Regions from separate parts of the Homo sapiens genome. Here region 1 is linked to region 2. The links are chromatin loops, found by intact Hi-C in ENCODE. Cell type or tissue: heart left ventricle. All regions are shown on one strand. Each heading gives the region's core, and the rest is flanking DNA. Links, peaks and the distances in the headings are about the cores only. Region 1 overlaps LINC00886 (long intergenic non-protein coding RNA 886). Region 2 overlaps TIPARP (TCDD inducible poly(ADP-ribose) polymerase).

Region 1 (5,363 bases), core at 1-2,500, 110 kb before region 2:
GGCCACCACTCTAAAAGCATATAGGCTTCTTGACAATTGCTTTAAATCATAAGGAAATAAATGAATAAAATATGTGCTGTTGCACATATTTTAATCCTCAAATCAATACATTTTTCTCCTTAGTGTGGAGGACTGATTCTCTGTTGTGCATGGCGGTAATTCTGTTCACTGCATAAGTAGGTTCAAACAACAGAAATAACAGAAAGAGGTCAACCACATATTTTGGAGTTCTTGGAGTGGAATTTTTTTTAATAAACACCAAAGCTACTAGAAAGCTTATGAGAGCATGCAAAAGACATGGGTATGCCTTTGGTTCTAACAGATTTCCATGATAATACTGAATCAGTGGATCTCCTCTCCAAATGTTTCATTCTTAATACCTTTTTTCACTTAATATATCTTGAAGGTCATTCCATTTAGTACAATTATTGTTTACATTTTTATAGATGTACCATAATTTAATCAGTTCCCTGTTGATCAAAATTTAGGGATTTTTTTGGCCAACATTTTGTTAGTAAAACATTACTGCAATGAATAATTTTGACATACATCATTTTACGAGTGTGCAATTATATCTGAAGGATAAATTTCTAGAGTTGGAATTACCTGGTCAAGGGTGTGTACATTCGTAGTTTTGGTAGAATAGCTGGAGATTCATGTATTGCCATTTTCCCTCCCCACTCCCTAGCAGTTGAGAATTGTTGCAGTATAATGACAGATATTACTGACAATGGGAGAGTATGTTCCACATGTGAATCGTGTGGAGGCAGAAAAAATAGAATCACTGGCCCCCCGACGGCTTTTAGTTAGTATTTTTTATTCATCAAAGAGAGAATCTGCTTGACCAGGCTCGTCATGTCAAGCCCAGCCTCCTCAGGGTCTCCCAAAGTCACTAGCCCAGGCTTATTACCAACTTTGGTTATTACCACCTCAACTAAAGTCCAGTGTGGTGGCTCAGGGTCACCATGAGCCTAGAGCTGCCTCTCTAACAGGGGCTGTTGACTGAACAGGGTCTTATTGGAAGGAGCCTTGGACAGTCAAACATTTGGATTATCATATCTATAAGGGCAAATATAATCCCAGTTTTCCCAGGACAGTCCCCATTATGTGTGTGGCCTGATTACTAATAGCGCTCCCTTTCATATTCATAAGTTTCCAGTTTGGACTATAATTTACTAATATTGCATAAGGTGGGTCAGTTCACACTGTGTTGTAAGGAGCCCTGGAGGTTTGTAAAGGTGCCTAGGGAGAGACATTTAGAGGGGAAAAAGAAGCCAAGCAGGTGGGATTTGGGACACATTGTTACTGTCTAATGTGACTAAGAGAAGTTTAAGCTTATAATAAATGAACAGATTTCCACCTATTAGGAATTAGATGGTTCTTAAACCTTTTAAGTCAGATTAGTTGTTTTCTTTCTACTGATTATACACAATACACACACACACACACACTCACACACACTCTCTCTCTCTATTGGGCATTGTTTTCCTACCAAAATAGAGAATTGAAAATCTATTGAGGTAGTAATCCCTTGACCTCAGCAGATATAATATCCACACTTACCACATATTTGACAATTTAGATGGGGCTAGATCTTGAACTAATGGACCACACATGGCTTTTAGCAAGAGCTTCCCTGGCAGCACTTTCACCTTATACAGTCAGACTAGAGTCTGGTCTAGGTGAGAGAATGGGCAAGAATGACATTTTGAGTTCAGTTCAGAGATGCTTTATTTTATTTACTTCCAAGGCTGCATGTAAGCAGTACAAAGGATAGACATGAGGTAAGGCAGATGCAGCTGTCCATTGCCTCCTTTGTTTTCCAGAGACATCATAAATTTGATGGTCTTGGCAACTGGAGAGAATGAGATGTCTTGGAGGTCAGGGGAGCCCAGAAGTGTGGGCTTACTATCTTTCATACCTCCAGCCACATTAGCAACCAGAAACAACTTATGCTACCATATGAGGCAAAAAGGTTACCCAGCAAGCTGTTTCATTCAGGCTAATGTTCAGATTCCAGATCTTGAAAATGCTTGCTGTGCCTAGCCTGGTGCAATCTCTCCTTATCTACACCTGGGCAGCAGGGTGTAGTTTTCCACTAATTTTGCAGGCAGGCCTGCCCTTGGTCTACCACAAACATATTTAGCCTTTAAGTTCTCAAACAAACACTTGGCCTTTCGAATTAACATGGGCTAAAGGACATCTGTGTTGATTCTGATTGTCTAACTCCTAGTGCCAGGCTTTCCATTTTGCTAATCACTTTGCCTCATCTCTTGCTGATTACTCCTGATTGCAAAAGCCTGGCTCTTCAATTGCTTCCTGATTCTCTTTGTCCTTCAAAACTGTTTCTTCTGTGAAATAATTCATCCCTTACACACATGCAACTGTCATCATTTTCTCTTCACTTAAAATGTTTATTCTCTCCACTTTTGTTTCCATCATAGGCATATGCATCCTCTTCAAACAGTCTTCATAACTCTTCAAACATCCTTAAGCCTTTGTACTTTCTGGACACAATGGAGTTAAGAGTGTTCATAAAGTACCCCAAGATCTATACACAATCATAGCAAACAGGATCAATGACTAAAATGACCACCAACAAATGGTAATGTCATTAGCCTATGCTGAGCAGGACAGATGAACTTTTCCTCTGAAGCATAGTTTTGTGGATACATAAGGAAGTCCATTAATTTAAGCTTCTTAAAAAGAGAGGAGCATTTTTTTTTCTCCGTTTAACCTCTTTCTTCCCTTTCTCGATTTTTCAACTAAAGATGGCTTCAGATCATTTGTGGATTCCAAAGAAACTATTAATGGCTTGGATGACAGGGAAAAAATAAGTAGAATGGAATGAAATTGAAGATGACCTGCTATTTACATAATGAGGAATTAATGTAAATAAAAACACTTTTGTTTTAAACCACTAAAATATCAGGGTCACTTGTTATTGCAGCATAATTTAGCTTGACCTGACTGCTAATCCACCCATTAATTCCAGAAAGCAAAGGGAAAACAGCAATAGGGATGTTTGAGAGGAGAAAAAAAGTCAAAGAGATTGTGACAGCATGAGAGAGGAGATTTAGCTGCCAATTAGACATCAAGAAAGCCTCCAAAGTATATAATACAGGCTCTGATAGGAAGATTAAGGACCAGAGGATCCAAATGGAACAAACCTGCACAGTAACTTTCCTTCAGGAAATAGGAGGATAGTATTATGGACTAAGTGTTCCCCTCCCCAAATTTATATCTTGAAACCTTACTCCCCAGTGTGACAGTATTAGGAGGTGAGGCCTTTGGGAAGTAAAGATTACATGAGCTCATGATGTAAGAGCACTCATGAATGGGATTAGTGCCCTTATAAGGGCCATGAGAGAGCATGCTACTCTCTGCTCTTTCCCATGTGAGGATACAATGAGAAGTCAGCAGTCTACAGCCTAGAGTGACCTCACCAGAAGTCAACCATGTTAGCACCCTGATCTGGGATTTCCAGCCTCCAAAACTGTAAGGAATAAATTTGTACTATTCATATGCCAGCTAGTCTATGGTATTTTTGTCAATAGAAGCCCATACAGACCAACACAGGGAGAAAAAGAATGAATTAAAGAAAAAAACTATCTTATTCTTAGTTGCCTGTAAAGTAGAAATGAAACAGTCTTTTGGGACTAGGACTATGAGAAACTCCCAGGCTTTTCTTTCTTCTGGGCCAAATTTGACCACCTGAGGTATGATTGAAAGCCCCAGATGAAATTCTTAAGGTAGATCACACAAATCTCCATGAGGAAGTGCCATTTCAAATGAGGCATGGAGGTTGTAATTCTGGTCAGGCTACTGTCTGGTCCCAATTTCTATAGTTAATGCAACCTATGTAGAATGCAGGGGTCCCAGCTAGGGAAGCCAAGCCCTCAGATGGTGTACAACACAGGGAAAGGTGCTTTTTAGGGAAGTTTCTTACCTTTTTTATATACTTTATATCAACTGTATTTCTGATCTAGTTGATGTTGGAAGCCAGGAATTTTCTCTCTCGAGCTGAGAGACTTTATATTTAGAGGTGGGATTTTCCCATAGTTTGAGAATTTTGTATTCATTGTTAACATTGTTGCCAATATGGATAACTCCTGCCTGTGACAGGTACAGATTATGAGGTCAGTCACACCAACTTCCTAGGTCTCTAAGATGCATTAGGGCAGTGATTCTGAAATTGTGGTCCTTGGAGCATCAATATCACCTGGAAATTTGTTCCAGCTGCATCCAACACCTACTCAATGTAAAATTCTGTGAGTAGGGTCCAGCAATCTCAGCTTTAACAAGCCCTCCAGGGGATTCTAATGCACACTTAAGTTTGAGAACCACTGCATTATGGGTATCTGTCTGAACAACAAACATGCATTCTTTCTTAAGGCAAGTCTTAATAGCCCAAGGCCAAGACTGGTATTGTTCCACATCCTCCTCAGTTGGCAGCAGGCCTCACTATCTTCATAGTACATCTCAAAATGGAGGAGGCCATAGAAAGGGCTCAGTTCTTCTTATATTGCCGAATTGAGCACCTTAACCAACTCCTCCTGGGCCAATCCAGCTCCGGCCTAAGTCAGCTTTGGGACCCATAGACAACATAACCTTCATTGCTCTTGTATCTCCCTCCATGTAATTTCCACATAAGACTGTTAAGAGGCCTCTGATGAAATCTACCCTGCGAAGCCACTATTATCTCCATTCTATACACATGGAAACTGAGACATGGAGAATCTAGTAATTTGCCACAAAGTTAGTAAGTGATGGAGTTGGGATTTAAATCCAGTAAGTCTAACTTTAGAATCCATTGGGAAATTGTTTGGAACATTCCCAGATGCACACTTTGAAAATGCTACTCTGAGAAATACTGTCTACATTGAGTTGACAGCAAATGTCAAAAGTACCCTGTAGTATCAACCTACTGTCATCAGTCATTTTGTTTTCCAAAATGTGGCAGTTGACCAAAACATTAATTAGTGAAGATATAATCTATTTTTTTTTGAGACAGAGTCTCACTCTGTCACCCAGGCTGGAGTGCAGTAGCTCAATCTCAGCTCACTGCAACCTTCACCTTCTGGGTTCAAGTGATACTCCTGCCTTAGCCACCCGAGTAGCTGGGATTACAGGAGGATTGCGTCACCATGCCCAGCTAATTTTTGTATTGTTAGTAGAGACAGCGTTTCACCATGTTGGCCAGGCTGGTCTCAAACTCCTGACCTCAAAGAGGTGCCTGCCTCGGCCTCCCAAAGTGCTGGGATTACAGGCATGAGCTACTGAACCCAGCATGTCTGATTTCAAGATAGATATTTTATTTTTTTCTTAAACTGTTTGCTCTTCAAACCTAGGGTCAAGATGCC
Region 2 (10,350 bases), core at 2,169-4,668:
TTAAACCTCATGAACCAACCTCTGTTAGGTTTAAACTTTCTTCTGCAGCTTCCTCACCTCTCTCGGCCTTGAAAGAACTGAAAAAAGTTAGGGCCTTGCTCCGGATTAGGCTTTGGCTTAAGGGAATGTTGTAGCTGGTTTGATCTTTTATCCAGATCACTAAAACTTTCTCTATATTAGCAAGAAGGCTGTTTTACTTTCTTATAATTCGTGTGCTTACCAGAGTAGCACTTTTAATTTCCTTCAAGAACTTTTCCTTTGTATTCACAACTTGGCTAATGTTAAGGCACAAGAGGCCTAGCTTTTGGCTTATCTCAGCTTTCAACATGCCTTCCCCACTAAGCTTAATCATTTCTGGCTTTTGACTTAGAGATGTGTAACTCTTCCTTTCACTTGAACACTCTGCCGTCTTATGTGGGTGCTGTTCTTGGCACCCCAAAACAAATGTAACATAAAGATCACCGGTCAGATCACCATAACAGATACAATAATAATGAAACACCTGAAATATCCGAAGAATACCCGAAATATGATTCAGAGACACAAAATGAGCGCATGCTGTTGAAAATACAGCACTAATAGATTTGGCTTGACCTAGTGCTGCCACAGACCTTCAATTTGTAAAAAACACAATTATCTGTGAAGTACAATAAAGCAAAGCACCATAAAACAAGATATGCCTGTATAATGAAGGCATATTTGTGGCATTAATTGTATTGCTGCTTATATTATCTTTATAGTTCATACTTTTACAAAACAAGCCTAAGCTTCAAAAAAAAAAAAAAAAGAGGGCATATTCCATAATTACTTATCATGAGATAAAAACAGACGCATTTTCACCATTCACCGAAACTTTCCAACAATGCAGAACTTGCATTCTTACCCTCACACAGAAGTTCTATCTTGCTTGATTGGCTCAGCATGCCAAGCTGCTGGTCTCACTAATGGGTTCTACTATCTCACCAGGAGGACAATATATTCCTAACTACTGGACACTGACACTATCTCCAGCTGTGCTAGTAAAATCACAGAAATGGCATTTTTACTAGTTCTAATTTTTTAAGAAACCCTACAAGGTAAAATTTTTCTAACGGGCACTTAGAAGAAAGAACACACTTAACCCAATCCAATATATATTTCTAAGATTAATCTTACTACAAATTTCTTTTGGATACTGATCATTTCAGGGATTTTTATTTGTATTTTGTTTTTACTGTTCCCCTTCCAAACATGGGATTAGAATCACTAAGATTTTCTCATAACAACTTAGGGAAAACAGTTTGAGCTAAAATAAAAACAGTAGGAATATAAAAATGGTATCTTTTCCTCAAAGATCAGCACAAAAAAACCAACCATTACGCTAGACTTCTAAAGTTCATAAAACCAAGTAAACCTATACCATTTTCAAAATCAGTCTCTAAAAATAGCATATCTGACTGGAGTAGATAATGATTTCCCTAGAGATACTAATTTTCAAAGGTGGCCATGTGAATGGTAATGTGCCCCACCTTTTGGTATCTATAAAGATGTGCCACTGGGTTGTCTGGAGACCAAAGGAAGAAACAACTCTTGGCAAAATGGAAGAAAAGCTCACCTACAATTCAGAAGAGTGAGTTCAGTCCTAACCTTACATTAAGAAACTGTATTCTTAGTAAGTATGACAAGTAATTTTAGTGAGTATCACAAGAAGAGGTGGCTTACCTAGCAAATGAGAATGTAAATTATTTGAAAAGGTGAACTTTCCCCATTCAAATTCCCTCAAGTAAAAGGAAAACAAGAAATCACCTTGTAGGACTCTCCTCACTTGCCCCGGCAGTTTGGCTAAGTTGTCCTGTAACATAGAAGGGTCTCATCTTGAAAGTAGTTTCATGGAAGGAAAAAATCTTCCATGAAGGAGGTAAATGCAAGTTCTGTGACTCATTCCAGACACAATTATATTTAGTTGTGGAAAAATGTTAACTCTAAAAAATCCAATAAGTTACTCATTCTTCTAGTGTAACTGGATTTATTGTAGCTTATTTACACTCAATTTGTTGAGGAATTAAAATCCAAAGACTAATTTGGAATTTCACATTCTAGGAGTACTAACCAAGGTAGACTCTTATTTATTTTTTATCTCTAGTATTCAGGAATGCATTTACATAAAATGAGAGTAAATATTGCAACTTCATACTCGACACTTACTGTAAATATGGAAGCAGTATAAAACAGGAGCGGAAGAGGGGTCTCCTTTTTATCTCTCTCCTGAAGAATGAATTGTGGAGGATGTAGTGGTTATTCCACATCATAAATCGAACCTCTTTCAGACCCCGAGAGTTGGCTTCTTCAATCAATCGAATGACAGACTATGGAGGAGAAAACAGAACAAAAAAAAAAAAAAAAAGGAAAGTTAATAATCATGGTTAAAAATGAAAATTAACCAAAGGCAAAAGTTAACCTCACAGGAATTTCAATAAAGTACAGTGAGTCTAAATAACTCCCTTTATATGCTAAGATTTTTTTTCCCTTCCAAGTATGTAGGGTGGAAAGATGCTCCCTGTTCATAAGGCATGGATTTCCACCTTACAAAACATGTGGGGCCCAGGGAACTATTTTATTCTATTTTGAGCCTTAATAATATCATAGAGAGTTTTCGTTCATATTTCTTAAGGGAGTTTTCAAAAGAGGAATTAAAGATAGTGATGTTGGCCAGTATCAGTGGCTCACGCCTGTGAGCCACTCCCCACGCTTTGGGAGGCAGAGAAAGGAGGATTGTTTGAGGCCAGGAGTTCGAGACTAGACTGGGCAACATCGCAAGATCCTGTCTCCACAAAAAATAAAAAATAAAAATTAGTTGAGTATGGTGGCATGCACCTGTAGTCCCAGCTATTTGGGAGGCTGAGGCAGGAGCACTGCTTGAGCCCAGGAGTTCAAGATTATAGTGAGCTATGATTGTGCCACTGTACTCCAGCCTGGGCAACAGAGCAAGACCTCTCTCTCAAAATAAATAAATAAATAAATAAATAAAATTTGAAAAGGTGGTGGTATATAAAGTTCAAGCTCTAAACCCAAAAAACTTCTCAGAGGAAAAACACAGGAACAGTCTGAGTATTCTGAGAGTACATTTTAAACAGCCTTGTATTCTATTTGGAAGGTAGATAACTAGTGATTACCAAGTATTCTGAGAGTACATTTTAAACAGCCTTGTATTCTCTTTGGAAGGTAGATACTAGTGATTACTTAAACTTACTTAGTTTAATATTGTGTTTAACAATAATTAACATACTAGGTTTTTTTCTTTTGCTATTGTCTTTAAAAATAAAAGTAAGGTAGATAAGTTGTTCCCCCCTTTTGTAATGCTGGAAATGAACTTAAATTGAAAAAGTCAGATCTTTGGAATGTGAAATTAATCTCTAAAGTCCATTTGAGGTTGTTTAAATGACTCAGAATTGTCATTCAGAAGCAAAGTAAACCATCATCATTTTAAAACCTTGCTTTGAGACTGAAGGGCTATTATCACTGTCTCAGACTAAGGATGCAAGTGCACATAGGAGAAAATTGTAAATAACTGATTTCCCTGACCACAGCTCAATAAACATTTTCAAGTACTTCTTCCAGAGACATGAGTGATTGTTTCCATTGGGCTTCTAAAATGCTAAGTGTAACACTTGATCCAATCTCCATAAGCCCAAGAGCCAGATATAATCAAAAGTTATACCAATTCTCATGTCGTGAAAATTACTCCACAGGCGGCAACAGGTCAAAATATTTCATCTCTATAATGCAAGATTCTGTGGAAAGCATTTTATTTATCTGATAATAGTGGTATGCTATCTTTGGATTTCAAATTAATGGAAAGAAATAAATTTTAAGAAAAAGAGAAAAGTTTTCTTGTATCAATGAGACTCAATTTTATATTCATAAGCTGTTTGATTATATGCATAGTTCTGCCTAGTCATTGTTGTAAAGAAAGAATAAAAGAATACAGGAAGAAAAAAATAAATTTGAAAAATGTACTTGTCAACAAAGAATCTGTAAATACCTCGGGATACTCTCTCCATCCAAAGTGGTCCCTACAGAAGAATTTCCAGACTGTGTGGTAAATAGAGTTGACATTGCTAGAGGGTGGTGTGGACAGCCTTCGTAGTTGGTCAAATTCAGTTGTTTCATACACGTTCATGGCATTCAAATCTGCCCAAAATTCTTGTCCTCTAAAAAAAAACAAAAACAAAAAAAACCCAAAAACCTGTTAATAAATTTGTAAAACAGAAATATCTAAAAATATCATTGGACATTAAAAATACATAGCATAGCCTGTTGTAGAATTTTCAAAACTTGCTTTACTTGGAGTAAAAGCATATTTATTGCCGGTTGTTTCCACAGCATCCATTTCCTACATGCCCTTTCTAATCAAGACCAAAATTTCTAGGCCATGGAATTATAGTAAGATTGATTTAACCCCACAGCACCACTGGCCTAACCCAATCAAAATAAGCCCACCCTCCACTCTACAGTGGGCTGGCCTCAGCCAATCAGGGAGTCAGTTTTACTATGATGCTATATGTAGAAACTAAACATAGACAGAAAATTTCTCTTCAAGCTTGACCTTTTTTTCAGAGGCCATCAGTTTACTTGAGCCAATACAGGAATACACAGTATTGCCTGATCAAAGACAGAATAAAAGAAGGGAAAAATAAAATGAATCCGGATAAAGCCAGTATTAATCCACCCAACATCAATATTATCTTTTATCCTGTGGGTTGAAAAATGTTGGCAAAACATGAAGAAAAAAAAAGTTTGGATTATTATGAGGTTTAGCTTTGAGAATATTTTGGTCATCTTATTATCTGGTCGACTGCTGCTGAATCATTCCTTTACAAATGTCTCCATACTGTTGGAGGGAAGTCCCACTATATGAATCAGACTCATTTAATAATTTATAAAAGGTAGTCCAATAAAAACATTTGTGTTTCCTCTTTTATGGAACTTCACCTAGAGTTTGAAACATTTGAACCATTATTTCAAATAACTGGCATAATGGTCATTATACTCTTCTCTCTTTTCTTTTTTGTGTATGTTTGAAAGTTACTATAAGAAAATATAAAAAATTAAATATATGATAACAGCACAGATATTGTAGCATAGTGTACCACAGATTTCTAAATGGATGTCTACAACACAGGAAATACTCTAGATCTACAGGCATTCAGAAAGACTGGTACATGTGAAGTCTAGGTGTTGAGACAGATTTTCCCAATAATTAACTTATTTCCTTGCTGTAAATTAGGATTTTGAAAAGGATATTAAATTTGATCTGTGGTTGCACCACTGCACTCCAGCCTAGGCAAAAAGAGTGAAACTGTCTAAAAAAAAAAATTTGATCTACGGGTTTTGCTAGCTAGCACATTTTCCAAAATCTGCTCTTAGAATACTTGTTTCAAAAACTATTAACAGGTATTCTGTGCACAAAAGATTCTGCAGACAAATATTTGAAAAACAGATTATACAAATATTTGCCATCCTCTATCCCAATGTTCACAATTTATGAATCAGGTTCTACACTGAAAAAACAACCATATAACCAACTGATGAAGCCAAAAAGTATGGAACTTACAAAAAAGCAGTATACTCCTTTAAAATTCCTAAAGATCTTGCCAATAAACCCCAAACTTCTTGCTTAGTAAGAGTACTAACTAGTTGGATATGGTCTCAAAAACAACATATAATATTAATTAAGTATGAAATAAGATAATATAATGTAGTTTAAAATAATATTTGGCCACTGTTTTAAAATGATTTATGGTAAGTAGGAATATTTAATTCAAATAGAAAAATGTTTCTGGGAAATCCTAAAAAGTGAAACAAACACGACAAAACAAAAAAACAAAAAAAGTCCTGTAAACTGGAACTCCTATGCCTAAATTAAACTTCATATCAAGTTGCCTTAAGCAATTTTCATTAACTTTAGGAGAATCTGATGTTATGATTGGGAAGTGAGATAAAAAACTTTCTCCCTGTTAAGATTGTTTCAAGTTTCTAAACATATTTTTCCCCCTTTAAGCTTATCGCCCAGCAACTGTTCCCAATTATGAGTCACAAATCCTCAGTATTTCCTTTAAGGAGTTCTTAGAACAGCAGTCATTATGTTAACATGCATTATAATATAAACAGCCAATGCTTTTTGCTGTTTAGTGTCAGATTTTATTCTGGACATCACTCTAGCAATTTCTGTTTAAGCCTGTATTACTGAGACTTCATAGATAATGATTTGCATGAGAAAGACATCTACAACTGCAGCTTTTGCTACATTCTCTGTGCATGTCAGTCCTTTGGGCATTATGAAGTTTCTACGACAAATCCTAATTTACTACAATCAACTGTTCTTTGGATTGATGTATCAAAGTACTGTTTTAGCTCTATTTGATTTTCAATATGCTTTTTCTAAACTTGACAGAGACAAAAATCATAAATTTGAAAAACATTAAATTATCTTTTTGTAAGATTAATTTTACCACCTGCTCTCCCTTAAACAGGGAATGCTTTAAAAATCTAAAGCCAAGAGGTTTTTTTCTCCACAATCTGCATCAGCATAAATGTGTGCAATATGGGTGCCAAATGTTCAACAGCCACCACATTCTTCTTTATCAAACTATTGCTTCCTATTATCAGAAAGCAATTATGAGTCATCTATGTATGATAATCGTGATGGTGGGCTCTACTGGGCAATACACGAAGAATTAAACAGATGTAGTCCCTGTCTTCCAGGGGCGTTAAGAAAGGAATAACTAACAAAATGTAAGCCAAAGAAGCAGTACATCTGCCTATCTAAATTCACCAGTGGCAAGTACATTCAGGAAATAAGAGACAAAGAATAAACATGCAGCAATATGGGAGAGGAGGTGGTTATTGGCATCCAGTAATGGATAAAGGTCAGGAAAATTAAGAGGTTTTACTTTATCAATCCAAGATAGCTTTCTGCAAGAAGAAGAATCTTAGAAGCAGTTTAAATAACAGGAAATATCACTGTAAGTAAAGAGCTGTAAGAACAAGGAAAAAGAGGTCTCCAAGCACTTTGCTTCTTGAAAGACGGGTGGAGACAGGATTGGTACTAGTTGGAAAAGGAGACCTTCTAAACAGGGGTATCTGAGAGATGAGGAAATGGGAACCTGTAAATTCCTATAAGGGGGTAAAACAAGCAATGTGAGAGACTTCAGGCAACAAACTGTGGACGTTTAAGTCCAGGGTGTCAGAGCCTTAAGATATAAGGTTAGGAATTTACAGTATTGAGCAGATGAAGTTAGAGTCAAAGCAGTAAATACAGGATGTTGGAAACTGAGCAAGAGAGACAGTGCTAGAGATTGGGGGTGTCTCTGTAAAAGCAAGGTGCAATAATCCTTGTGGATGAAAACCCCATCTGGTCTAAAGGCATCTCTACTGAGGGACAGCCAAAAAAGAGTATGGGTAATAGCCACTGTACAGTAGGATTTATATCTTGCTATTTGTATCAGATGGCTAAATCCATCAGTATTGTTTTATCTAAGATACAGCCCTATCATGAACCAGAAGAAAACAAAACCTTGTGAACAGACTGCTGATTTTTGCTATTAAGGGAAGAATGAACTTGAACCGCTGAAATATTAACAATTCTGTTTTTCCACATCTCACCACCACACATCCCACTATAAGAATCCATATACAACACTAATTTAAAATGCTGAAAAGGACGCCCATTCTCATAATTTAGATGCTTTATAACAATGGTTCTCCTCTTATTCAACAAATATCTGCACATACCAATTAAGCCAACATTTTCCGACATACATTACCAATGCATAGAGCACCAACACCCACATTAAGTCAGAAAGTATGCCGCACATATTTCTTTAATAAGTATACTAATATCTTAGTATTTAAGATCCTGAAAAGAAAGTAAAAAGGACCTATGACATGAATAATAAACAGTTGGAATGCAAACCAAAACTAAAAAAGAAAAAGATGCTAAATGAAACAGAAAATAGTAAGAACACGACTTCTTTCTCAGATAAATAGCTCTTGGGTTTATACATTTGGGAGCTCAGTAAAGAGTGTAACCATTTTAGGCAGTTTCTCTGTTTATAAAGTGTTTGTAACCAAGAAGAAAATGAGACCAAAAAAAAAGCAAAGTAATTTAAAGTAGACACATTAATTTGGTACTGGGCTCTGCTTTGGCCATAAGAAAATGAAAAAGGCAAAATGACACAGAGCACCAATCTAGTGGGAAAAGGAAACCTTGCAGCATAGTGTGAAGTGTGGCACAAAGGTGGTCAGAAGCAGATGGCTTACCTCTGCTGGAAAAGGTGTCAAGAAAGGTGGTCAAGGGAGTTGTTCCAGAGTGGATAAAATGTGAGCCAGGTCCAGCTACCAGGCAAACAATGGGAGGCAGGACACCACATGCGGAGTGACTCCATGTGTAGAAGCTAACCAAACAAGGCACACAAGAATAGTGTGCAAGAGGCACACCCAGTTCATGTGGGAGGTTAGGGTATATGTATCTATGAGAGATAAGGGATAAAACTGGACTGGATAAGTTGGCTTGGGCCAGATAATGAAGAGCTTTGTTTACTGTGTTAAGAAGTTAGGTCTTGATTCTATGGGCAGTAGGAAACACCAGTGAATTTACAACAAAGTCCAGACTTGCCTTTATAAAGGTCACTCCAGTTGTAGTGGTATAGAAGAATGATTTACTTATTTATTTTTGGCAGTGGACAGGTAGAGAAAAACCATTCAACTGCTAAATATTAGGATATTTATCAATATTATTCTATGAACAGCCATGTATAGTTATTAGAACTGCACAAGAGACATATGATGAAAGAGGACTAAGGAGGCAATGTAGGAATGAGCTGAAGTATTTAAGAGTTAGAATTTAACTGCATGAAGGATAATTACACGTGGGGCAGAAGAGAGTGAAAAGAGTCTAGGATGTGTCCCATGTTTCTGGTCTGGGTGGTTGGATAATGGTGCTATTAACAAGACAAATTACCAGACGTACAGCAGGTTTAAGTGGGAAGGTGATAGAAATAAAACATAGAACTCAGACTTTGGCATAGGTTGATTAAATACAAAGTTTTCTGAATCCTACTCTGTACAGTTTTAACCAGATCGGTTAGACTTCAGAACCTTGGCTTCCTGCCTGTAAGAGCTAACTGGTTTCTCCAAGGATAAGCCTGTGACCTCAAACTAATTAACACACACCCTAATCAGCTAGACTCACCATACACAATTAGTAGTGTCCTTTTATTTTATTATTATGATGTAAAGTGAAAATATCTCCCAACACGGAGGGTCATAATGATAGAAAGATAAAGATTAAATGCAATGTGGAGAGTACTTGAGGTTCCGCTACTGGCTTGAGACAGGCACAGCAGATGGGATATGTTTGCCGCTGCTAAAGAAATTTCACTGGCGAACAAAATATAGCTGGCTTTTGATACCTGGCTTTGATATTTCCAGGACTCATTTAGCAATGCTGGAATATCTGGCAGCTTATATCCCTTCAAATGTGTTACAAGGTGATGAGAATCAAAGCCATGGCATACACAATACCAACACATTTTGTGAAAACAGTGTAGTTATTAAACTTCAGAAAACTATGTATTCGTAACTTTCTTCTTTAGAAGCAAAACTATTGTTTATTCTGTTGCTACTTAAGATTTTTGCTAACACTGCCTCAAATAAGTAGCACAGGGCTACTTATTGCGGGGGGGGGCGGCAATAAAACTTATTCATAAATGCTTACATCCAAAGCAACATCTTTTAATACTCACCAGAGATTAAATTTATTTTTCTTTCAGTTTTTTTTTTTTTTTTTTTTTTTTTGAGATAGGGTCTTCTGTCACCCAGGCTGGAGTACAATAGTGCCAACTAGGCTCACTGCCACCTCAAACTCCCTTGCTTAAACTACCCTCCCACCTCAGCATCCCCAGTAGCTGTGACTATAGGCATGATCCACCACACTCAGCTAATTTTTGTATTTTTCTGTAGAGACAAGGTTTCGCCATGTTGCCTGGGCTGGTCTCAAGCAATTCTTCTGCCTCAGCCTTCCAAAAAGCTAAGATTACAGGCGTGAGCCACTGCGCCCAGCCTCAGAGGTTAAAATTCTACACTTAATTACCACACTATGACACTGTAAAACTATTAACATAAAACTCAGATCATGGATTTATCTGAATACCTCAAAAGATTTTTGAGTAGGTAAAAGTGTTCCCCAACTTAAGATACAATGCATTTCTTGGGATAAATTCTTGAAGAAGTGATCATTAGGCCTTGTTGCTGCTCCCTTGGTACCTCCTGAGACATCTTGGAAATTCTTATTCCAAGAAGGCAGCAAGT

The links. Hi-C counts contacts between places; a loop is a spot of excess contacts. Peaks named below come from ENCODE experiments on the same cell type or tissue, not always from the same donor. Only the 100,000 strongest peaks of a DNase experiment are listed, where the experiment ranks them.
Region 1: a loop joins it to region 2, with 2.1 times the contacts of the local background. A loop is called at or near these places in 16 of 110 quality-filtered maps.

What each region holds. Positions count from the first base shown.
Region 1 is chr3:156,801,017-156,806,379 of GRCh38, reverse strand. All of the region lies in intron 1 of LINC00886 (long intergenic non-protein coding RNA 886), which reads left to right. Among named protein-coding and RNA genes, the nearest start is that of LINC00886, 13 kb to the left of the region's middle. In heart left ventricle, for the core only: no CTCF peak of the experiment used is centred there; no DNase peak of the experiment used is centred there.
Region 2 is chr3:156,687,860-156,698,209 of GRCh38, reverse strand. It overlaps TIPARP (TCDD inducible poly(ADP-ribose) polymerase), which reads right to left. Exons shown (of 6, transcript NM_015508.5): 3 at 4,022-4,190; 4 at 2,185-2,345. Among named protein-coding and RNA genes, the nearest start is that of TIPARP-AS1, 17 kb to the right of the region's middle. In heart left ventricle, for the core only: no CTCF peak of the experiment used is centred there; no DNase peak of the experiment used is centred there.